2 separate regions of the Homo sapiens genome follow, and region 1 is linked to region 2. Evidence: read pairs that join two places in POLR2A ChIA-PET (ENCODE). Cell type or tissue: IMR-90. All regions are shown on one strand.

What was found. Peaks named below come from ENCODE experiments on the same cell type or tissue, not always from the same donor. Only the 100,000 strongest peaks of a DNase experiment are listed, where the experiment ranks them.
Region 1: POLR2A ChIA-PET joins it to region 2 with 6 read pairs; 2 of 35 experiments call an interaction of 5 or more read pairs at or near these places.

The regions. Positions count from the first base shown.
Region 1 is chr1:66,551,106-66,556,105 of GRCh38, forward strand. The region is part of intron 1 of SGIP1 (SH3GL interacting endocytic adaptor 1); the gene reads left to right. Among named protein-coding and RNA genes, the nearest start is that of SGIP1, 19 kb to the left of the region's middle. In IMR-90, no CTCF peak of the experiment used is centred here; a DNase peak (open chromatin) is centred at 2,956; H3K27ac peaks cover 2,302 bases.
Region 2 is chr1:66,461,977-66,466,976 of GRCh38, forward strand. No RefSeq gene overlaps it. Among named protein-coding and RNA genes, the nearest start is that of SGIP1, 70 kb to the right of the region's middle. In IMR-90, no CTCF peak of the experiment used is centred here; DNase peaks (open chromatin) are centred at 3,025 and 4,915; H3K27ac peaks cover 1,795 bases.

The DNA of each region.
Region 1 (5,000 bases), 89 kb after region 2:
ATGGTACATCAGCAAATGATGAAGAGGTAATGAAACTATTATTAAGGATGCCTTTGTTCTGGTTATTTTAAATCAGATTGGTTTGTAGTTTCTCATATTTTACTTTGTAGTTTTCTGTGGCATTGTATGATAAAGCAAACTTTAATGAATGATGTTGGATGTTTCAGAGAAATTTGCAATGCCATTTTCAGCACTTAAAGCAATTCTCCTATGTTAGAATGTGATATCTATTTCCACCTTTTGCTTAACAATCTATTGGGCGCATCTCCTACTTTCAGTTGTAATAAAATTTAAATTTTTTAGCATTTCAAAGGCAATTCAATCATCAGTTGACTTCTGTTTAATATGAAAAATATAGTCATTCTGACTTTGTGGTTTGGAAAAGGTTGTAGTTCCCAACTTTATATTAATACTTTCATTGTAGTTAAGGCTTAACACTTCTTTTGATTTTAATATTCTTAACAGATGCTCAACTCTCAATAACTATAATAAGATATACATTTAAGAAATATGTAAAAACATGCCAATCCTCTCCAAGTTTATTTATAGACCTGAAATTGAGTATTTATGCTGTTTACTCTGCAGCAAATACAAATACTGCCCTTAGGTGTTGCCTTTTTACTTGCAGGTTGTGTTTCTTGTTATCATCATAAATTCTTTAGTCAGAGCATGAAAAACAATTGCATAGATGAACGCCATATATAAGGCACCTGCCTCCAACGTGTGCAGAAGTCCAAGATTGTAGATTCTGAGATAAAATTAACTCATAGAAGATGACCCAAGGTTGGTAGTAATGATATTCATTATTAATTATTCTGCACAACTTATCAGTGTACCAGGCTCTGAGTGAGGGGTTGTATAAATGGTGGATCACCTATCTCTCACCATACCTCTATGAGGAGTAGTCTTAATCCCATTTGATAGATGAAGAAACTGAGGCTCAAGATCCCATGCACGGCTAGGGAGTAGCAGAGCAGGATGGGACCACCGGGTCCTAGCTGGTGTGATCTCTGAACCACTGTGTTTACCACCAGGCATCATGATGGGCTTGTTAAGAAAGCTGAGTTGGAGAGGTTCTTGTCCCTTGTCATGAGCGGAGACTTTATGCGGAGCTGCTTGATCACTTCTCATCAACTCCTCTGAGTTCTTGGACATGCCCACTTTGTTGGCTATTGGCTATGTATCTGAAAGAGTCTTTACAGACTTCAGAAAATTCATTTAACAACACAATTTCTGGGGCTATGCTACCCTTGATGCTTCCACCTCACCTTTCTTTTCTGCACTGTGTGCTCATTTGCGCCATCACACTGCTCCCCCTTTTCTTCTGCTCTCTTACCTGGTTGGCATAGTGCTGCTGCTGCTTCCTGTGTTACTCCTGTTCTGTGGTCTCTGCCTTTGTTCTTCCCTCACACAGGCAAGTTTATATAGCAGCAAAGCATTGATAAGACAGCAGCCTTTTGAGCTAGGCTGCTTGACTTTACACCTTAACCCAATTTCACTTACTACTCCACTATTTTGGCTAATTTACTTCTCTTCTCTGTGCCTCTACTTTCTGTTTTCTCAGCTTTGAAATCAATACCTGTCTCATGAAGTTATTTTGAGGAATAAATAAGTTAACATATATAAAGTACATAGCTTAGTGGTTGCCACATAATAATTGCTCGCCTAATTAATCTTCTTTTTTTTGTTTACATTTCCATGATAAGAGGTAATTTACATCAGGAAATCCCATTATTTGGGTGAGAGAGAAAACGACTTCAACCACTATAAGGAAAACGCTTCCTTCAGGAAGAAAAAGCAGATAAGTTTTCCCTTTAAGGTGCTTCTCATTCCCTAATTTTCAAGCTCCCCTTGGCCACAGCAGTGAGTTGGCTGACTGCCACTGGGACCTCAGAGACCAACACATCAGCCAAGTTTTGTTTTTCTCTTAACTCTTGCACTTCCCATCTCCCCAACTCCCAGCTGCCCTTATTCACAATGCTGGGACGACAGCTCCATGTTTGGGTCACGGTTGAACTGGGTCTTGCAGTCTTCAGCGGGTAGGCAGAAAGCTGGGGGAATGGTGGCTTCCTGTTCATTTGCACCACAACAGTCAGGCACTGGGGAATAGATGATAACTTTATATGCATGCGGGGAACAGAGACAGTAAAGAAGAATTCAGAATGACCCTCAAAGCCAGCTGCATACGAAACTTTTCATGAAGCATTTAATTTATGCTCACTGCCTCTTGTTATAGATGGCATTTTTTTTTTCATTTTAAAAATAAAGTCATCAAAAATGAGGCCAACGGCTGGACGTGGTAGTTCACACCTATAATCCCAGCACTTTGGGAGGCCAAGGTGGGTGGATCATTTGAGGTCAGAAGTTTGCGACCAACCTGGCCAACGTGGTGAAACCTCACTTCTACTAAAAATACAAAAATTAGCTGGGTGTGGTGGTGGGCACCTGTAATTCCAGCTACTCGGGAGGCTGAGGTAGGAGAATTGCTTGAACTTGGGAGGTGGAGGTTGCAGTGAGCCAAGATCATATCACTGCACTCCAGTCTGGGTGACAGAGCAAGACTCCAGTCAAAAAAAAAAAAAAAATGAGACCAAGGAAAGTGAAATAATTTGATTAAGAGCTACAGGATTTCAATACCTATGCTCTTCATCACCTCCTAGTGCTGCTCCCTTCACTTTGCTATGCATCCTTCTTCCTACACTAACCTCTCCTGGCCTCAGTGACTTCATCTGTAAAATGATAGGTTTGTCACAATGATGTTGGAGTTTCCTTCCACCTCTGACATTCTGGCACTCTTGGGTTGGCATCCAAGTTTAGAAACACTGTTGCCAGTGGTCACTTTCTGAGTGTCCAGCAGGATGTGTCTGGACAGGCCTCATTTATTCATTGCTGCTTGGTTTATGCGGCAGTCATCTGTGACTCTCTCACTGAATCACATTACAGCTTACATTATCCTGTCTCCTGTACCAACCAAACATACTTTGTTCCATTACCACTGAGCAAATCCTCTAAGGAATCTAACACAGCTCCAAGAATTTTCTTCTGGTATTTGCTTAATGTGTGTTTCCTTCACCCATGAGTCAATACAATTTCAGAACAAGATGCTCCACAAAGTCTAAATGAGGTTGGGGTCAAGTATAGACAGGAAGGAACACAACAACCATTGAGCTCTACTGAGTTAAAAATCTTTTTCTTTGCTTTTTACAATCTTTTGAGATTAGATGCTTTCTCCAAGGTTCAGACAGAATAAGGTCCTTAGCCAATGCAAATAATGCAATTTTGAGTCTGCCTATATGTTATCCATGCTACTGTAACCTTTCCCTTGGTATAACATGATGAGCATCCCTAATCCTAGAAAATCTGAAATCCAAAATGCCTTAAAATGTGAAAATTTTTGAGAGGTAACATGATGCCATAAGTGGAAAAGTCCACACCTAACCTCATATGATAGGCCACAGTCAAAATGCAATCAAAACTTTGTTTCATGGACAAAATTATTTAAAATAGTGCTTAGAATTACCTTCAGGCTATGTTTATAAGGTATGTATATAAAACATAAATGGATTTTGTGTTTAGACTTGGGTCTCATCCCCAAGATACCTCCTAAGGCATATGCAAATATTCAAAAATCTGAAAAAATTCAGAATCTAAGACACTTCTGGGTCCCAAGCATTTTGGATAAGGAATACTCAACCTGTAATAGAAAGAGTCACAAATTGGAAATATCGTTCCAACTTTGCTACCGATTTTTAACATATTGTTTTGATTAAGGCACTCATCTATACAATGCATCTATAAAAGTGATTATCTTTAAAGTGAGTAACCTTAGAGATGCTCTATCTGGAGCCAGGTTAATGCTTAAATCATCTCAACTGGTTAGGAGAACATTAAATCATCTTTCATTCTTCTTTCTCCTTTATCTCATAAGTTCAGTCACCAAGTACTATCAGTGCTCTATTCAGAATGCCTCTCCGTATTTTTCTTCCCCTGTTTCTGTCACCACCACTGTAAATCTGAACATTATGCTACTCCCGGAATCCTGAAATAGATTTCAAGTTGCACATATTCCCAGGCTCTACCCAACTTCCCTCCTAGTCCTTCATGTGTGCCCTCCTCATATACATAGTGCTCACTTCTTGCTCACATCTGAAACCTCCATTTTTCCTTCTCCATCACTTGTGTTATCAAGTTCTCTGGGTTTCAATAAACAGAACCTATCCAAAATATATTTTCTGTTCTCCCACATCCACCATCTTTATCTTATATCTGAACCTTTACCAGGGCTGTTTTCTGCAACTCTGTTCATTTAATTCTTCCAAATCTTTCATGGCCCAGCCCAAGTACAGAAAAGAGCCCTGTCCCTCTTGTTCATCAAGAGGGATGTATCCCAAGCACTAGTACAATCCCAGGCTCATAATAAAAGCTTAGTAAATATTGGTTGAATTAACAAATGACTCCTTTCCACAAAGGTTTCCCTGACTAATGCAGCCCAATTCATGTCAGAATTTTCTAAACCCCAATGGCATCGATTTAGCAGCTATATGGTCTTGTAGTTTCAGAGAATTGCTTTGTTTTCATCCATTTAAGGAAGACCAAAATCAATGAAACTATAAGAAGGTGTTGACCTGGATGAATCCTAGCTCTGGCCATATCTCTTACAGGGTAGAGGAGAAAAAAGCACTACCTATGTATCAGGCCCAGTTCCAAGTGCATTATCCATACTGTTCCCATTAAACTTACAACAGTATGAGGTAAGTGCTAAATTATCCCCAATTTATTGATGTGAAAACTGAGATTCAGAGAGGTTAAGTAACTTGCTTAAGTTAAGAAAGCTAGAACATGGTTAAGCCAGGATTTGAACCCCGCGATTCTGGCTACAGATGTGCAATCATTAGCATTATTCTATGTTACCTCTCACATCACTGCAAAACACAGGAAAATATTGAGTATCTCACCAGAGTAATGCCAAGACTAAAACAAACAAACAAACAAAAATAGCT
Region 2 (5,000 bases):
TTGAATGGACTTAATCAAAATGATGATAGTGATAGGGACAATGAAGTCCAGGCTGAGCTTTTCTTAGATGGAGATGAGGAACTTATTGGAAACTGGAGTAAAGGTCACTCTTGCTATGCTTTAGCAAAGAGACTGGTGGTATTTTGCCTGTGCCCTAGAGATCTGTAGAATTTTGAACTTGACAGAGATGATTTAGGGTAGCTGGTGGAAGAAATTTCTAAGCAGCCAAGCATTCAAGATGTGGCCTGGCTTTTTCTGAAAATGTAGTCATCTGTGTTCACAAAGAAATGGTCTGAAATTGGAATCTATGTTTAAAAGGACAGCAGAACATAAAAGTTTGGAAAATTTGCAGCCTGACCATGTGGTAGAAAAGAAAACCCCTTTTTCTGGGAGAAATTGAAACCCCATTGACTGCAGAAATTTGCGTGCATAAATAAAGAGAAACAGAATGCTAATAACCAAGACAATGGTGGTGTCTTGCCCTGACATGTCTCCAGGGCATTTCAGAGATCTTCATGGCAGCCCCTCCCATCACAGGCCTGCAAGCCTAAGATGAAAAAATGGTTTCCTGGGCAGGGCCCAGGGCCCCACTGGTCTGTTCAGACTTGGGACATAGCACCCTGCAACCGAACCACTCCATCTCCAGTAATGGCTTTAAAAGGGGTCAAGGTACAGCTCAGGCCATGGCTTCAAAGGGTGCAAGCCCCAAGCCTCAGTGGCTTGAGGTATTAGACCTATGGGTGTGCAGAAGACAAGAGCTGAGATTTGGGAACCTCCTCCTAGATTTCAGAGGATCTATGGAAATGACTGTGTATATGTGCATATTTTCTTTATCCAGCCTATTGTTGATGGGCATTTAGGTTGATTCCATATCTTTACTATCCTGAATAGTGTTGCAATGAACATAAGTGTGCATGTGTCTTTATAACAGAATGATTTATATTCTTTAAGGTATACACCCAGGAATGAGATTGCTGGGTTGAATGGTATTTCTGTCTTTTGGTTTTTGAGGAATTGTCACTCTGTCTTCCACAATGGCTGAACTAATGTACACTCCCACCAATAGTGTATAAGCATTCCTTTTTCTTTACAACCTCGCCAGCATCTGTTATTTTTTGACTTTTTAATAATAGCTATATTAGTTTGTTCTCACACTGCTCTGAAGAACTTCCTGAGACTGGGTAATTTATGAAGAAAAGAAGTTTAATTGACTCACAGTTCCATAGGCTTAACAGAAAGCATGACTGGGAGGCCTCAGGAAACTTACAATCATGGTGGAAGGTGAAGGGAGAGCAAGCACCTTCTTCACATGGTGGCAGGAGAGAGAGAGCAAAGGAAGAAGTGCCACACTCTTTTAAACCATCAGATCTCATGAGAACTCAATTACCATTGTGAGAACAGCAAAGATAACCTGCCTCCATGATCTAATCACCTCCCAACAGGCCCCTCCTCCAATTTGACATAAGATTTGGGCAGGGACACAAATCCAAACCATATCAATAGCCGTTCTGATTGGTGTTAGATGGTAACACCAGAAAAGTGTCTGTTCATGTGCTTTGCCCACTTTTTAATGGGGTGGTTTGTTTTTTTCTTGTAAATTTGTTTAAGTTCCTTATAGATGTTGGATATCAGAGCTTTGCTGGATGCAGAGTTTGCAAAATTTTTCTCCCATTCTATAGATAATCTGTTTACTCTGTTCATAGTTTCTTTTCAACTCTGTTTACTCTAGTCACTGTTTTATCTCCAGCACCTGGAACAGTGCCTGACACATAATGGTCACCCAATAAATATTTATCCTATGAATAAATGAATGTATAAGAAAGTCCCTCTGTTTTTCTAGGTATAACAAATTTCATCTCAGGCTGATAAACAGGTAATATAAATTACATTTCTTAAGTGAAATTCATGTTGTTTTGCAAACTGCATGTTGAATCCATTATTCATTTTGGATATATCTCTTCTAAAAAGAAGCAAATAAGGACAATTAAATTTAGAAAATTGGTTTTCGAGTAAAACATAAGAAGCATAAGGAGAGATCAGTCACCCAACAGGTATATCTGAATGCCTTCCATTTGTCTAGCTCTATGATATGCACTATGGGGAGCAGGCACACAAAAGTACTGGAATGAGTCTCAGCAAATAGCTACAAGAGAGTTAGGCAGAAGTTGATAGAGAAAAAATCAAAAGAAAAATAAACGCTAGATCTGCACATACCTGTGCCTCATTGAAAACATTTTTTAAAGATTTAGACAAAGAAGAAGTTAAAGTAGCTGAGACCCATGATAAGAGGGTCCAACCCACAAGGATTTATTGATCATTTTGGTTGACCTAAGAATGTCCAAGCAACATTCATCTACAAGCCTTAATTACTGTTTCATTTTTTTATTTTCTGGCTACCCTACCTCTTGAAATATAAAATATTCTCTAACAATAAGTTCTTTCTAAATTGTTTTTTATGGTGAAAAAAAAAAGCTGGGAAAAAGTCACTTTCTATGCTGCCACCTTACCCTATTGTCATGGTCAGACTATGTTGCCTTGGTAACAACATCAGATAAAATATGCTGCTTTACCCACCTGTGATGTCATAGCAGATGGCATTATCTTGGCAGCAGAATAAAATAGCCTCTCTCTGAACTTGCTATTTGGACTGTCTCAGAAACCTCATTCATAGAAGAATATCACACAATGTCTATTTCAAATGTGGTACCATTTCAGGCCCTAAATTTCTCCAGAGCACATCTCTCTCCCTTCATGCCAATCAACACAGGACTGGAATATAGCCGGTTGGGAGGAACAGGGGTCCCTGGGTTCCTGTAGTTGATATATTTGTTGCTTACACAGTGTCCATTCTCTCTATACTTCCTTCTTTCTAATTCTGTTTAGAGATTCAGCCCTCTTGCAGTCATATTTGTGACTCAGAAAAACTGAAGGCATATGCACTCTGGAAACAGATCATAACTAAGCCAATCACGGAAACCTCATCCGCTTATGAGTGATTTGTTCAGACACCCAGTTTTAAGCTAGTCAGTGCACAGGCATTTCCCTGGTGACTGTACTGGTCCAGAGTTGAGCACATGACCAGTTTGGCTCAATCAGATTGCAAAGAACTTCCATTCCATGGTTAGAGGAAAGAATCTCTTTCACCAGGTCAACAAGAACAAGGAATAATCTTGCCACAGTTACAGTAACCAGCCATGTTGAAAGCATGAAGGATGCCAGCCTGAGGCCAAAGCTGGCACCTGGTGACAGGACAGAGCAGAGAAAATGGCAGAGGAATGGAATCAGAGCTCTTGATTGTGCCTTGCTTGTAGACTGCTCCACCACTGGACTTCCTGATATGTGATAAAATGAATTCTGTTATTGTTTAACATAGTTTAGACTCAAGGTTTCCTGTTTCTTATAACCGAGGGCATCTTTACTGATATGGCTCAAGTACCCAATAACAAACATGGATCTTGGACAAATCGCTTCATGTCTTCATATCTCAGCTCTCATATTGAACAATGAAGGGATTTGATTGAAAACCTCTAAATTGTCCTTCTGGTATTCTAAACTTCCAAGTCTAAAATGCAAAGCATAGTTCTAGGCACCATGAAGTTTTTAAAAGTGTAAGAACCCAAGTGACCAGTTGAGGCCCAAAGCTTGGGAGAAAACGCATTATAAAGCATATCCCATTTTATGAACAATGGACCTCTAGAAGTTTACCTGAAAAGCTTAGTGAGAAGTGCCAAAATGATCTAATCTCTAGTCAATATAAGAAGAATCAAGATGGGAGAAAGGTAGAGGGGAATCTTTTGGAAAGTACAGAGTTCACAAAGAGAGGCTATTTTCTTCTTCACTATCACCTGTGCAGGAGGTGTGGCTGATTGCTTCCCTTCCTCCTAACAAGTGGGGCTCCAGTAGAAACTCTTACAAAGATTGGGCATGCCTGCAACAAGGGGAAACTTGAATTGGTTCCCTGCTCAGAAATATTCTTGGCTAGTGGCTTATTAATCTGCCCCTTTACCATGCCAAACAGGAGGGAGAGAGAACTATAAAATAGCAGTACTGAAAAAAAGAGGTAGAGTCTTGGGTATACTTGAGATTCCTGTGGATGGCACCAAGAAAGGTATTTGGGCTTAACCTGAGGCATCTGCTGAATCAGGGAGCCAAAGCAGGAGGGAGCAACTTTTTGGGGACCCAGGGGATGGTTAAATTGAATACAAGCCAGATTTCCCAAATCATAGTATTGTGCAGAGGAGAGATGTCCTATAGCCTAGAGAGAGGATTTGAATGTCTGCTGTACCTAACACTAGGTATGTTCTATTGCAGATGCACAGTAAATATTTACAAAAGGAAGCTAGGAAAGAAATAAGTTAGCTGGTTAGTTCTTTCTCTATAGTACTTTGCATGGTCCCTGTGTAATTCTTTTAGAAAGATGAAGATAATAAATGCACTATGCCTAGGCTCCTACTACTCCTCTTCACCACACTGTAGCTTCTAAACACATTCTTTCTCCTCCCTCCTCATGCCTTTCTACTCCTTTATGCACACCTGGAACTCCTGATGTATCAAACCTGCTTGCTGCTCCAGCAGTACAACATGTCCTCTCACACGCACACCAGGGCCTGAGCCCTAAATGCTGAACCCCTGGTATGTCTGGAAAATCCCTCCTCCTCTATCGAAACGAGATCTTGAAGTATTCCCTAACCTTCCCATATAAGATTTCCAGGACACCCAGTGCATTTCTTTTCATTATTTGTTATTTACTCCCTGACTCATGTTTAGCTGAAGTCTCATATAATCCAAATTTGCTACTTTTCTTACCTTGAATTAGCACAATTTACTATTTTCTGTATTAGTTTCCAGAGAACATTTTTCCATTGCTCTCTTCCTAATTCTCTGTCGTGACAAAGTTCTTTGGAATTCAAGTTGCATTCTCCAGGGTGTTATCTACTTTTTTCATTCTGGAAAAATGTTGACAGAACTGCCCATACAGAAAAAACCACCATCATTCTCAG